2 separate regions of the Homo sapiens genome follow, and region 1 is linked to region 2. A link is an interaction called in ENCODE POLR2A ChIA-PET data of the cell type or tissue named here. Cell type or tissue: Panc1. All regions are shown on one strand. Each heading gives the region's core, and the rest is flanking DNA. Links, peaks and the distances in the headings are about the cores only.

Region 1 (7,926 bases), core at 946-5,945, 1.5 Mb after region 2:
CTAACATATTAGATGAAGATACATTCTAGACAAATGTAGGAATTATACAGTAAATTTCCATTTTAATTCTAGAATTATTCTGTTAGTTTAGATAAATTATCATCAATTCTGAACTCACCACTTCCCCTTCAGCATGCATTTGTGTTCAAAGGGGCAGTAATGGGAGAGAGTTAGATGCACTAAGGTCTAACAGTTGAAAACCTTGAACTTGTTTGGCAGGGTGACATTCTATCATGAGGACATTTTAGGAGTCAGTCCACAGGGTTGGCATTTTTATAGTCTAGCCACATGAAGAAAATTTTACCAAGTTTGCCTGGCCATAAAAAACCTTGAATCTTCCAAAGAAAAAGACTGTATATTTTACCACCCGTAAAACATTTAACAAATGCTTAAGTGAAAGCAAAAGTATTTGATGTACAAAAAGCATCATTACATTCAGTTAAACAGAAAGTTAAACTATCTTCATTACATATGACTACCTACTATCTATGAGACTCAATCTAGATATTCAGTCTGAAGACTGTTAAGCAGGTAGCATTCATGTGAATAATTTTGTATCAAAGTGAATTATGGTTAAAAAAATCTATATTAAGAAAGCTACAAGGTACTATTTTTTAATGGAAATTAGTCAACAACTCTGAGGTTGCCAGCATCTATTTACTAAAAAAAAAAAAAAAAAAAAAAAGTGTATTTTATGGTTCAGTCAATGACATTATTTGTAATGGTGTCTAAAAGGTGATGGGGAAAGATTTAAATGATACTGATTTTCTGAATGACTGCTTAAGAAAAGATAAGTTCAATGGTTTACATTCTCATGCAAAAATTCTGGTTGAAAAAATGAAATATTTTGCAATATAAGAAGATATAATTGAAAACCTGTCTCATCTTAATAATGTTTAAACAGTAACCTAGTTAAGATTCTCACTGTTTCGACGAATACTAAAATATATCTATAAAGTAAGAAAACTTGGATACTGACCAGGAGTGGTGCCTCACGCCTGTAATCTCAGCACTCTGGGAGGCCAAGATGGGTGGATCATTTGAGGTCAGGAGTTGGAGACCAGCCTGGTGAAACCTCGCTCCTACCAAAAATACAAAAATTAGCCAGGCATGGCAGTGGGCGCCTGTAGTCCCAGCTACTGCGGAGGCTGAGGCAAGAGAACTGCTTGAACCCAAGGGCAGAGGCTGCAGTGAGCAGAGATTGTGCCACTGCACTCCAGCGTGGGCGAGAGCGGACTCCATCTCAAAAGAAACAAAACAAAACAAAAAACTTGGATGCTAAGACAGTAGACATCAATTGTAATGGAAGCTACACGACAGTGGACTAGTTCTGAACTGCTCCTGTTCTCATTTGTAAAACACAATACCATTTACCTCTCATGATTGTTTTGAAGAATAAAAAAACTCACAAATTTTGATATGCTCTATTAAAGCAATGTATTAGTGAATGCTAACAATAATATTAACTAATATACTATTGTGGATAAAGGAAAAAAGTGTATTTTACTGACTACAACCTTACATTTGGAAATTCAAACGCAAAGATGAGAAATTTGGCATATGATTCCTTACTATATAAAAGCAAGTTTTATTTTGGATAGATTTCTTAATATTTCAGATAAACTGTCTAAGTATACAAGATTTAAGGAAGATAGCATGTCATTTTCTGATTATATAAGAAATACTCAAATAGTCACCTGGCCAGGTGGATCACGAGGTCAAGAGATCGAGATCATCCTGGCTAACATGGTGAAACCCCGTCCCTACTAAAAATACAAAAATTAGCTGGGCGTGGTGGCACGCGCCTGTAGTCCCAGCTACTTGGGGGAGGCTGAGGCAGATGCAGGCTGCAGTGAGCCGAGACTGCATCACCACATTCCAGCCTGGTGACAAAGCAAGACTCTGTCTCAAAAAAAAAAAAAAAAGAAAATAGTCACCCATAATCCTAACAGTGATAACTGCTTTTTTCCTGTGCTCATATAAGCACATGGTCCTAGGCTCTAAATCCATATATTTGTCTGTGCACATGAAACAAGATTGGGATCGCACATGCTGTCTTACCTAGTCAGCAAAGGATTTTATAAAAATCTTGGACAACCTGAGATATGAAAAGCAGCAATACTGAATTAATTGATTTTCCTTGAATACTAATGAGGGTGAACTTTTCAAACACAGTCATGTGCTGCCTAACAATGTTTTGGTCCAGGGGTCCATAATATTATAATACCGTAGTTCTACTACACCTTTCCTATGTTTAGATACCCAAATACTTATGATTATGTTACAACTGCCTACAGTACTCAGTAAAGAAACATGCTGTATAGGTTCACTGCCTACAAGCAATAGGCTATACTACATAGCCCAGGTGTGTAGTAGATTCTACCGTCTGGGTTTATATAATTATACTCTATGATGTTCACGTGATGACAAACTCACTTCTCAGGACACATCCTTGTCATTAAGCGATGCATGACTATATTACTAACCATTTGTATTTCTTTAAAGTTAGCTGCCTCCTATCTTCTGTTCATTTTCCTTCTAAGATTTCTTATTGATTTATGGAAGCTCTAATATATAAAGAATATTAACCTTTTGCCCGCTTAATCTAATTCATTCTGCTGAAAATGATTTATGCCCACTTCTACATGTGATCCACTCCCACTTGTTCTACAGCTGAGCATCACCTTCATTCAATCAATTCTATAACAATGAACTGGAAATCTAAGCATTAAGACCCATACTAGGGGATAGGGACCTGGTAGTGAACAGACTCGGTTCAGGAAACAGCAGATGTTCTCAGCTAAGAGTAGGAACTGCTCAGGCCTGAAGGAAGAATCAGCATGGCTACGGTGAGAAAAGTGAAAAGGAAAGTGGCATAAGACTAGGCTAGAAATGCAGGGAGGGGTCAAATCATGCCTTCTATGCCACGTTCAGAATTTTCATGTTTATCTCAAAAGTAGTGGTTAGCTAAAAAAGAAGCAAGAACTGACATCACGTATTTGCATTATAAAAATGTATCACCACCACTCTGCAATGGGAGGATGGACTGAAAGAGAAGAATGGGTAGCACAGCAGTCCAGGCAAGATGACAGGACGGACCACAGTGGTAGTACTGTGGTTTGAAAATGCAAAGTAGTAGACACAAGACAGGCAGTTTTAAGAGATAGAGTGAACAGAATTTTCTGATTGATATGGGGATGGAAAAAAGGGAGATGGAGAATGACTGCAGGTTTGTGGCCTAAGATACTATTTACTAAGATAGGAAACACTGGAGAAAGGGCAGGTTTGCAGGGCAGATGAGAAAGGTAGGAGGGGTTAACAATTCGGTTTTGGACATTTTGAACTGAAGGAACTTGTGAGACATCCAAGAGGAGATACGGAGCAGTTAATCAGCTAAAAGTCCATTGCTCAGGACAGGTCTAGGTTAAGACTGGAAATGAAAATTTGGAAATCCTAGTACAGAAGGTAATTAAAACCATCATGGGTGAAATTTAAAAATCAAAGGAACTCAGAAATCTGATCCTCAATATTAAGCCAGAGTGTCCCTATTCTGAGTCCCATTTGGTCAATGGTAATGTTACTATACATACTTATATCACAGTTTTCCACACTACAAACTATGGTAAAATGTTTCCTATTTATAGTCTCCTTGGTAGACAATAAGCTCCTCAGAAGCATGATCAAATCTTCTTTATTTCTGTACCCCAGCCTTGGCGTAGTTCCCAATGCGCCATACACATTCAATAAAATGTCTGCAGAGTTTAACTGTAAGCTTGAGGTTATTAAAAAGCAATGTTTACTTACACACCCACACGACACACACACACATGCACACACACTCTCTCTCTGTTTCTTTCTGTCTCTCTCTGTCTCTGAAGTTGAAGAGCTCAGCAGAATGCTTGGGTTAAATCTAGACTCTACCACTTATTAGCCATATGACTGTGGGTAAGTTAACACCTTTGTGCCTCAATATCCTCCTCTGTAAAATAAGGCAGATAAACAGAACCCATCATAGTGTTGTGAAAATTAAATTTCATATAAAGCGCTTGGCACAGTACTTGCACATGACAAGCATTCAAATGTAGCTGTTCTTATTGTTACTATTATTATATCTCCTTTCTTCATATGGATGGAGAAATGTTCAAAAATGGAAAGGATTTCTAGTTACTCACTGTAGTCCTCAAGCTTTGGAACACAAAAGCAAATCATATTCCTTCAAGTTTAAAAGTAAGTGGTAAAAATAAAGAATACAACTTTGATGTATCTGTTAAGTGAAATGAGTACTGAAAAAAGCACTAAATTTAACAGTGAATTAAAAAAAAAAACCCACAAAACTCCAACAATAACAAAACCATCAAATCAAAGCAAATAGTTGTTGATCATGGGGTTCTTTTTTGGTGGTGCTGAGGGGAGTGGGGACAGGGAAGGTGGCAAATGAAACAGGAAAAGACTGACCAAATCTACTACATGTTACGAAATAGGTATTATGCTAGATTTTACTTCATTAGGTACCTGCAAAAAAGCAGGAAAATTAGAAGCATAATGGGTTTGGATATTAAATTGTGATACAAGTTTATGATGTTCATTTCATTTAAATTGTAAGGTATTTGTTTTCTTGAGCAGGTCTTATATGTGCCCCTACTTCCCATATTACGGACTATAATTTTAAAAGCTAAAAAGTTTCATCTCTTTACTGAGAAGTTTGATATTTGTCCTAAGCTACTGTAAGTGACTATAATTTGTAAGACTAATTTAGCCATTAAATTAATGCTAACAAAACAGCATAATTTTTAAAAGATTATTAGTTTCATTTACAAGTGTAAATGTTAATTCACTAGGGTAGCTAAAAGACTGAATAAATCTTCTCATAAGTTGGTGTCAGAATTGGCATGCATCAAGATCAAGCCTCTCTATATTCTGATTTATTTCAAGGGTGTGAATGCAGGGCTCAAACTTGAAGCACTGATAACTCATCAAGAATTTAATCAAGAGAAAGTACTGCATGGGGAAAATACAACGGGTGAAACTTCCTATTTTCATAGTTTCGACTGTTTTTATAGAGTTACCCCTCATATAAAATGCTCTAGCATAGACAACCTGTTTAAGGTCTATGTCATGCACAAATGCCATTTTAAGAAAAGGAAGGTCAGATTATGAAATTAGTTACTTGGGAAAATAAAACAGAGTTCGGCCGGGCATGGTGGCTCACACCTGTAATCCCAGCACTTTGGGAAGCTGAGGCGGGTGGATCACGAGGTCAGGAGATCGAGACCATCCTGGCTAACACGGTAAAACCCCATCTCTACTAAAAATACAAAAATTAGCCTGGAGTGGTGGCAGGCACCTGTAGTCCCAGCTACTCGGAGGCTGAGGCAGGAGAATGGCGTGAACCCGGGAGACGGAGCTTGCAGTGAGCCAAGATGGTGCCACTGCACTCCAGCCTGGGAGACAGAGTGAGACTCCATCTCAAAAAAAAAAAAACCCAAAAAACCCAAAAAAACAAAACAAAACAAAAAAAACAAACAGTTCAAACATTTCTGGTTTAAAAAACAGTACAAAATATACTTAAAACAAACATGATTACATAATGAACACTCTTTCCACATGTAAGCACCATTAGGAATTTCTTATTTTACTCAGAGCTTGTCAGATCTGAGTAACTGGTTGAAGGGTGCGTCACTCAAAAAGGATAAACACAGAGAACTTGGCTAGAGATCAGAAGAAAGCCATACATTTTTAAAACCTGAAATTATGGTCTGTGAGAAAGTCAAGAACACTACCACAACAGTAGGGTGAGTAATTTAATGATAATATACAAGTAAAAGAATGGGTTCTTACACAGAACACACAAGAGTGATAAGGAAGTTTTCTGATTGGAACATTGGTTCTTTTTTTTGAGACGCAGTCTTGCTCTGTCGCCCAGGCTGGAGTGCAGTGTCACGATCTCGGCTCATTGCAACCTCCGCCTCCCAGGTTCCCACCATTCTCCCGCCTCAGCCTCCCGAGTAGCTGCGACTACAGGCGCCCGCCACCACGCCTGGCTAATTTTTTTTTTTTTTTTTGTATTTTTAGTAGAGACGGCGTTTCACCACGTTAGCCAGGATGGTCTCGATCTCCTGACCTTGTGATCCGCCCGCCTCAGCCTCCCAAAGTGCTGGGATTACAGGCGTGAGCCACCGCGCCAGGCCGGTTCTTAACGATCAAGAAAAAGACAAGGACAGGCCTGGTGGACTCATGCCTGTAATCCCAGCACTTTGGGAGGCCAAGGTGGGCAGGTTGCTTGAGCCAGGAGTTACAGACCAGACTGAGCAACATGGTGAGACTCTGTCTCGACAAAAAAATACAAAAATTAGCCAGATGTGGTGGTGTGTGCCTATAGGCCCAGCTACTCAGGAGGCTGAGGCAAGAGGATTGAGCCTGGGAGGTCAAGGCTGCAGTGAGTTATGATCACACCACTGCACTCCAGTCTGGGCTATAGAGTGAGACTATGTCTTAAACAAATAAAAAGACCAAAAGACAAAACAACAGAAACAAGATAATAACTATGAAGATGCTCAAATCCCACAAATACAGATTTAATTGACCTTGATAGGGCCCTAATTTTGAAAATATTTCCAAGATGTTTCTAATGGGTAGTCAGTTGAGAACGACTGGGTTGAAACACCATCATAGGGTAATTAAAATAATGGAATTTCCCTCTCCATAAATCCTTAAAAAGGGCTCTATTCTTCTATCAGTACTGTTTTTCAGAGAACATCAAGACTTCTACATTCTGTTTACCATCCCTTGTTTCCCAAACTCCACTTCATGCTTTTAAACCAGCATAATCTGTCTTCTGCCTCTACACAGTACAAAATGTTACAAATGAATGGCTCATTGCTGAATTCAATGGCACACTTTAAACTCCCTCCTACTCTAGAGCATAAAGCACTGGGAACTTCTGATTCTCCAACTGCTCCCTTGCCATGTCCTATCCCTGGATTCTGAAGAAGCTTTCTTGAATTCTCTCCCCATCTCATATACTTCTCTGTCTGTTCCTTAAATCAGAAGTTCTTAACTGAAATCCATGCCAGACCCTGAAAAGCTCAACAATAGGTTCCACAGGTTAGGAACCCCCTGAAATTGTATACACACTAATCTGTACCTGAGAAGGCCATTGTTTTTTTCATATTACCAATAGGTTTAAGATCCCTAAAGGTTATAAACCACTGCCTGAAATCCTTTTCCTCTTTAAACTTTTCAGGCCTCAGTTGCTATCTATGAGCTTATGGCTGGCTCCTACATCTATCCTGACCTATCAGATATCTGAATCCATATTCCCAATCATCTATTAGGCATATCTATTAAAATCGACACATACAAACAAAACTCATTAAGCACCTCAAGAAATCTTGCTCTATCTCCTTGTAATTCTGTGAATGGAGTGAGTCACAATTAACACTCGCTCACTTCAACCAGAAATTTCAGAATCATCCTTCATCTCTCATTCTTCTCCTCTGCTCAGTTAACTTTTAATCTAGCTTCTTTTCTGCATCCAAAGCAACGTTTTATTTTAGGCCAGCTCACATGTCATTATGGCTACAGGCTTCTAATAGAACTCTCTGCTTGCATTCTCCATGCTCTAATCCATCTACCAAATAGCTACCAGGATTATCTTCCTAATTGTCTCCCTATCTGAAGAAGCATCTCTTGGCTCTCTTAGAATGAAAAACAGAATCTCATCTGCTTGCCTTGGAATGCAGTGGACTTCCCACCCCCGATCTTCCTTATATAACCTAATCTTCCACTTCCAACACACCTTAACATTCTCAGCTTTACACCATTCCTCTTCCAATAACAGACTGTTTCGCGGTTTTATAGCTGCCTAAATCGTCCTTTCCCCACTCCTTCAACTAGGAAACTTTTACGCATAATTGCATATTTAGT
Region 2 (7,926 bases), core at 386-5,385:
TTTTAAATGTGAAATGTGGCTTTTAGTATTAGGAAAAATGTTTTGTTATAATTTGATTTTCAAAAATTAAAGATAAAAGGTTGATTTAAAGCAGGAGTTGAAAAATAGTTTCTGTAAAGGGCCAGATAGTAAATATTTTAGGCTTTGGCCCTGTAGTTTCAGTCAATTTTGCCTTTATAGTGTGAAAATAGCTACATAGACATATGTAGGCCATAACTGAACAAATGGGTGTGATGTGTTCCAATAAAAGTTTATTTACAAAAACAGGTAGTAGGCCAGATTTGGTGTGTGGGCTGCAGTTTGCAGACTCCTGATTTCTGGGCACATTTTTCACAATATTATTCAAATAATCAGTATGTAATGTTTCTACTGCTGCTGTTTTCCATAGATTAATATTATAAATAATCTTAGCAAAGAATTGGCCCTAAAATAAAAAAGTTTTGCTTTTGTCTAGTTTCTTGTAAGACATTAATTTTTCAGGTCATTTGCACGTTCTGTAGCTGATATGTACTGTCACCACAGGGCTGATTTGCATTGGTTTGGATGGAGTTAAATCTATTATTTGAGAAATGAGGATTTTTAAAACTTGAGATTTTTATGATACTAGTTTTGTGATATTAAAGCCAGAGATATGATAGTATATCAGAGCCATGGCATAACTCATAAGTATTGGTGAAGAAGCAGAAACAAAGGATAGAGTTATTAAAATCATTTCATGTGACCTTTGTGGTCATATTTTTTCCTCCAAAATTTTTATGGCTTTTTGGTTACAGGACTGTAGTTTTAAGCAGCTTTTTTATTTTATTTAGAATAATGTACAAATAAAAGTAGAATTTTTTTCTGGATTACATTTTGAAAATATTTTCATATTATTTGTTTCAGTATTTTAAAAACTATATGCTAGAAAAAGAAAAAGGTGAACATGGTATATAAATTTTCATATTTTAATGCATATTTAGATAAAGCCATCTTACCGCTCTATGATGGCTCTTCAGGAGGAAAAAGGTAAACCAGTGCATTGTGAACGTCACCATGAGTCAAGCTCAGTAGACACAGAACCTGGATTAGAAGAGTCAAAGGAAGTAATAAAGTGGAAACGACTCCCTGGGCAGGTGAAGTGTTTGATAATAGTGGATTTATTTAGATGTTTACTTATTACCTTAAAAACTCCAATAACTCCTAGGATATCTAGCTTACTACTTAAAATGCTTGCTATTTATCCTTGTTTTTAACCACAATTTTGCCTTTCCATTAATTAATTTGACAAATAATAATAGAGTGCCTAGCATGTGTATATAAGCACTATCTTACATTCTTTGGGCACTTGGGCAATTGTATTAGCTTGGGCTGCTATAACAAAATACCACTGACTGGGTGGCTTAAACAGCAGACATTTATTTCTCACAGTTCTGGAGGCCGAGAAGTCCAAGATCAAGATGCTAGCCAGCCTAGTTCCTGGTGAGGGTCCACTTTTTGACTTGGAGCCCGCCTCCTCTTCACTATATTCTCACATGGTGGAGAGAGAGATCACCTTTCTCGCGTCTTTTCTTATAAGGGCACGAATCTGATTCATGAGCTTCTCACTCTCAGGACCAAATTACCTCCCAAAGACCCCCACATCTAAATACTATCACATAGGGGATTACAGCTTTAACATACAGTTTTTGAGAGGACATAGCATTCAGTGCATAGCAAAGATCAAGGTGATGACTGGGTTGATTTCTTCTGAGGCTTCTCCTTGGCTTACAGTTGGCTGCCCTCTTGCTGCCTCTTCACATGATCTTTGTGCATGCACGCCCCTGTTGTCTCTCCCCCTATTGGATTAGGACCCTTCCATAATTATTTCATTTTAATGTAATTACCTTTTTAAAGACCATGTCTCCAAATACTGTTACATTCTGAGGTGTTAGGGGTTAGAGCTTTAGCATATTCATTTGGGTGACAAGGGGTGGGGGTGTGAGTGGGAGGAGAGAGGACACAATTCAGCCTATAACAGCAGTCAGATAACATAGATTTTTAGCCTGGGCAATGTAGCAAGACCCATTCTCTTTTTGTTTTTTTTTTGAGACGGAGACTTGCTCTGTCGCCCAGGCTGGAGTGCAGTGGTGCAATCTCGGCTCACTGCAAGCTCCACCTCCCGGGTTCATGCCATTCTTCTGCCTCAGCCTCCGGAGTAGCTGGGACTACAGGCGTCTGCCACCACGCCTGGCTAATTTTTTGTATTTTTAGTAGAGATGGGGTTTCACCATGTTTGCCAGGATGGTCTCGATCTCCTGACCTCGTGATCCGCCTGCCTCAGCCTCCCAAAGTACTGGGATTACAGGCGTGAGCCACCGTGCCCGGCCAGCAAGACCCATTCTTTTAAAAAAAATTTTTTTAATTAGGTGGGCATGGTGGCATGCACCTGTAGTCCCAGCTACTTGGGAGGCTGAGGAAGGAAGATTGATTGAACCCAGGAATTCAAGGCTGCAGTGAGCTATGATTCTGCCACTGCACTCAAGCCTGGATGACAGAATGAGATCCCATCTCTTTAAAAAGAAAAAGAATTAAAAATTTAAAAAAAAATTTTTTGATGTCTGTAAGATGTATATCTCTTAATGTTTATGGATTCATGAAATTCTTCACAGCACCTGGCTTCTTCCTGAATCACACTTTGATAGAGATATGTACATGTATATACTTCTGCCACAAGCTGAGCAGAATTTAAGCTTTTACTAAAGTGTTCTTACTAGATTAGCATTTTATGCAGTGGCAAGAAGCATTGCTGATACAATTTTGCAATGTTTTACTTGTTTTTATAAAGAATGAAGTGGTTTATTTTATGCATATGAGCTGCTACCAGATGAAATTTATCCAAAATCTTAATTTATTCAAACATCTAATGTAGAAATAAGAGCTTACTATTCTTACTTATTCATCTTCATTTTCTATATTTTATATCACATTTGACTTTCTTTTTGAGGCTGATTTTACAGATACATTTTAAAATCACTTTGAGTTAGAATACTTTAAGCATGATATGGAGAGAATAACACTTAGATTATGCCCTTGGGGAACTTCCAAGTTAGGTGGGAAAAGAAAGCAGTTACATTGTTGTTTATTTTCAGATATGCTTCAGAGAAGTCTTGATGAAATGAGGAAATGTAGGTATAAAGATGATTGTACAGATCAGCAGTTCTCAAAATGTAGTTTGGAGACCTCTGGGAGTTCTGAGTCCCTTTCAGGGGGTTCTTGAAGTCAACTTCTTTTCATAATGATTCTAAGGTGTTACTAGTCTCATTCAGATTCATTCTCTTACAAGTATGTACTAGCATTTTCTAGAGGCTAAATAACGTGATATCACAAGAGAGCAGAGGCACTTACGAAAATCTAGATTTTATTCAGCTAGACATTTAAAGTTAGCAAGTTACTTTTATTTTATTTTTATGAAAACTCCAAATAGCCTCCAAAAAAATGTTCCAAGAATGTAAAGCATCTCGAAACTAAAAACATTTGAGAATTGCAGATATGAAGACTGAACTACAATGGTGGAAGAAGGGCTCATTCAACAGTGGAGCTTGAGATAGACTAGGATGCTCAAGGTAGGGGTGAGTGAAGGAGGGACAAGGGCGGGTATTTCATATGAAGGCAAAGTTGCAAATAAGTGGGAAAGGACCTGTTGTATTCATTAGGCACTCAAAAGCTTAGCTGGTTGGAAACCAGAGTTTGTAAAAGAGGAGATAAAGTAGTGTACTGGATGAGGCCCACATTGTGGAGTGTCTCAAATGGTAGCCTAATACTTGATTGTGAGGGATGTGAGGAATAATGGAAGGTTTTCGGGTGAGTGAGAAAAATAACAATTGTATTTGAGGATGAATTAATGCAGGCAGTGGCATGGGGAGATCTTGAAGTAGTAACATCAGAATTAGATGGCAGTCATTGATGTGTGAGGTGATGAGGGTCTAATGAATACGAGAGACAGAAAGTAGGAACCAGCATGATTTAGTGACTGACAAGGTAGTAAAGGAGGAGAAACAGTCAAGGCTTTTGAGGACCTTTATTGTTGTTATCAGACTTTCATTGAGTGTCTGTTGTGGATAGGGCACAGAGTCAAACCCTGAGAATACAAAGAACATGATAGTGGGTTCAATGTTTTCATTTTCAGCCTAGGTGATTGGGCACAGAGTTTTCCTTAATTACACTTCCTACTCTAGGAGCAGCAGCAAGTGGTTATAAAGCCTCCTGACATTTCTTTCAGTTTTTGTTACCTTGTTACCCTCCTCTCCCTTTTCTTAATTATGTGGTTGGAGGATGCAGAGAAAAGATGGGTAGCATGGAGTCTGGAGAATGCAGAGAAAGGATGGGGAGCATGGAGTCTGGTACATGATTGACACTTAACAAATTCTTTTGAATTTTTCACATTCCTAGTAGCTGGTCATAATGCTGTCTCCAGAGGAACTGCTAGATCTTGGTACTATTTGTGAAAAACCTGGTACCTGTCTAGAAAGCATGCCCTTGAAGTAACAGTCTTTGAGTAGGTCCATTAAGCTAGGCTTGACCCTTTGAATAATCCCTCTTAGCCATATAGAGCTAATAATGGTTACTCTTAGCTAGTAATAGCTACTCATAGGGTGGCTGTGATGAATATATTCAAAGACCTTTGTAATAAAGTACAACTTTCATGACATATAGTAAGAGCCCAGTATATGTTTACTTCAACTTTTTGAATTATAAGAAACAGAAGAACTAAGGCTCACTGAAGGTTGCAAGAGATAGAATTAGGATAAATAAACGTAACTGGTATTTTCTACAGTAGACATTAATACCCAGAAAATTTGGGCTTCATCTGGTAGAAGAGGGTGAAAACATTAAAATTTTGAAGAAATTGTAATAATGAATGAGAGACCAATAAGGGCCGATTGATTACTTTGAAAATACATTTTGGAAGGCAGCCACAAAAGGTGATTATTTTAAGATAGGCAAAGAGAGAATAAGCATTCATACATTCTGGCTTAAGCTAGGCCCCATAGGTACTTGTGGTCTTAAAAAAAGCTTGTGACTTTAACAAAAGTGACTTACTAGTGCTGTCATAGAATAAGGCTGTGACATACATTCTTTTAGTAGCTATATAGAAGCAGTGTGGCAGTGATGGCTTTAGAGTATCAGATATTGAAATTTTTCTATTCATATTTAGGTGAATTAAGTACTACTTAAACATGAAGAACAAACCCACTTTAAAAATTTCATGGACACTGATTCTCTTTTTACAAAGCAATTTACTATGGTTTTTCACCATTCTGCGTACTTGTTTTTCTCTTTCTCTGCATCATAAAAGGACTTAAAAGAACTACAGTAATTGAAATTAAAAACTAGCCTTCGCGTTTTAATGTTTGCTAATTTATATTTTTTAAACGTATGTTTTTTAGGCTTGCCGTATCCCAAACAAACACCTCTTCTCACTAAATGCAGGAGAACGAGGATGTTTTTGTCTTGATTTCTCCCACAATGGAAGAATATTAGCAGCAGCTTGTGCCAGCCGGGATGGATATCCAATTATTTGTGAGTAATAATCCTACCTGTTTAATCTGATTGTAGTCCACGTGGAGGACATTCTTTAGTTTTTTTAAATTCATGGAAATCTTAACTTGAGTAATCCCCTGTACTACTAAATTAAAGAAAACGGATTTCTTCAAACAAAGAAAGTTCTTTTGTAATAATTTTACACTTTTCTATACAGTAACTGTTCGTAAGTAGAATGAGATTGATCAAATGAAAGATGGTAAATTTATTTTTAAAACATGCAGGAGGATTTTTGTAAACATTTTGTATTTTAAATATAGAAATTTGGAAACAAGGATGAATAAATCTCATGGGGAACATTAGTCCAATGTGGCTAGTTGATAGCAGTGATGATTTGAGTTACAAAAGCCTCCAGATTTGCTGTGTAGTGGAATACCAATAATTGACTCAAGAGTACCTAGATGAAAACTTCTCATTATGATAGAGAAGTCAGCAGAGAGGCCAAGCAATTATTTCTGTTGCTTTAGAGACATTCTAAAGTGAGCATTATCATACTGTTCTAGACTTAGAAGCATTAAATACTCTCTCCTTTACTTCTGACTCAATAATAAAACCAGCTCTCCTCTGCAGAAGTAGCCAGCTCCTTGTGGGCATCTGCCCTAAACACTAGATCTTATTGAACTTTCCTCAGCTTAACACAGTTTGCTATTAATTGGTTGATTCCCTTTTTTTTAATCAGGGACTCATAATTGACTTGATTGGCATTTATTAAGTAGATATTGCTCCCCATGAAATAGTAATAAATTTTAAAAATAAAAAATCACTTGTGTCGTTTGATTACCACTATGCTATTTTTAAAATTCACCAAAAACCCATATGTAGAGGGAAAAAAGGTTCTTAGGAAATGCTCCTAAGTTATTAATAGTAATTTATTTCTTTTGGATAGTGAAAGAATTATTTTATTCCGATTTTATGTTTTAAAAGCTTCTGTGATAAATATGTTACTTTATGCTTAAATAAACTTGCTTTAAAATGCTATGTAGATTGAGATATTGCTTAAATCTCAAAAATAGAGGAGGAAGAGGAATCTTTGTCTTTGGTTTTTGACTATTTGATTATGATGTGTCTACTTGGAATTCCTTTAACTTGTTGAATATGCAGATCAGTGTTTTTCACAAATTAGAGATGTATTCAGTCATTATTTCTTGAAATGTTCTGTTTGGCCCTTTTCTCTTTCTTCTTCTGGGAGTCCCGTTATGCCTGTGTTGGTACTCTTGGTGGTGTCCCACAAGTCTCTGAAACTTTTCTATTTTTCTTCATTCTTTTTCTGCTTTTTTCAGACTGGATAATCTCAGTTGACCTGTTGTCAAATTTAGTAATTCTTTCAGTTTAGATCTGCTTTTGAGCCCCTCTAGTGAATTATTTATTTCAGTTATTGTACTTTTCAACTGTAAAATTTCTAGTTGGACTTTTTTTTTAATCATATCTATTTCTTTATTGATACTCTCTTTTTTGGTGGGAAATCCTTTTCACACTTTAATTCTTTAGATATAGTTTTCTTTAGATCTTGGAATATATTTATAATAGTGGATTGAAAGTCTTTGTTGAGAAAGCCCAGCGTCTGGGCTTCCTCAGTTTCTATGTGGATGACTTTTTTCCCCTGTGTATGGGCCACTCTTTCCTGTTTTTTCCATTTCTCATAATTTTGTATTGAAAACTGGATGTTTTAATAATGCAGTGTGGCAACTCTGGAAATCAGATGCCCTCCTTTCTCCCCTCACGCCCACCCAAGATTTATTATTTTTGCAGTTAGCTTTGTGATTTTGGACTAATTCTGTAGTCTTTACTGTCTGTCATGTGTTGCCATTGATGTCTGTGCTCGGTTAAGTTCGTGGTCAGACAGAGACCACCGTTGTGGTTAGACAGAGATTTTTAAATACTTGAGTGGATAGGTCTACTGGTCTTTGCCAAGAGACTCTGTGTGTGTTGGGGTATACCTTCAATGCTTCGGTACACAATCTACAGCTCTGCCTTAGCTTTACTTTCTGTTTGTCCTGAGCCTCCTCACGTCAGCCCGAGTGAGAAGTAAAGCCTGTCAGGTCTTTCTTGGTTGTGCATATTCCCTTCACATACATGGATGGGAATCCTTCTAGATACCCAGGAATATTTTGGAGTTTATCAGTGTCCCCTATGGACATCTCATGCCCGGTTTTTTGTTTTGTTTTGTTTCATTTTGTTTTTTGTTTTTATTTTAAGTTCTTTGGTGAGCCTCTTCTTAGCCTCACTTGCAGCTGTGATATTAAATGATGCCACGGGTTGTTTTGACATGCACCTTAGGGTTAGGGCTGTCCTCCCAGAGCATGCTGTGAGCCAGGTCAAATAAAGGCAGGCCCTGACAGTGGATCTTTCCTGGAGGGCCAGACTGTC

What was found. ChIA-PET counts read pairs that join two places held together with the same protein. Peaks named below come from ENCODE experiments on the same cell type or tissue, not always from the same donor. Only the 100,000 strongest peaks of a DNase experiment are listed, where the experiment ranks them.
Region 1: POLR2A ChIA-PET joins it to region 2 with 5 read pairs; 2 of 35 experiments call an interaction of 5 or more read pairs at or near these places.

What each region holds. Positions count from the first base shown.
Region 1 is chr6:133,962,011-133,969,936 of GRCh38, reverse strand. All of the region lies in intron 1 of TBPL1 (TATA-box binding protein like 1), which reads right to left. The region is part of intron 1 of LOC128092253 (umcharacterized LOC128092253); the gene reads right to left. Among named protein-coding and RNA genes, the nearest start is that of TBPL1, 13 kb to the right of the region's middle. RefSeq lists enhancers at 2,862-2,911, 5,095-5,264, 6,883-7,052. In Panc1, for the core only: no CTCF peak of the experiment used is centred there; no DNase peak of the experiment used is centred there; H3K27ac peaks cover 296 bases.
Region 2 is chr6:135,440,194-135,448,119 of GRCh38, reverse strand. AHI1 (Abelson helper integration site 1) reads left to right here. Exons shown (of 29, transcript NM_001134831.2): 13 at 960-1,112; 14 at 5,406-5,538. Among named protein-coding and RNA genes, the nearest start is that of AHI1, 54 kb to the left of the region's middle. In Panc1, for the core only: no CTCF peak of the experiment used is centred there; no DNase peak of the experiment used is centred there.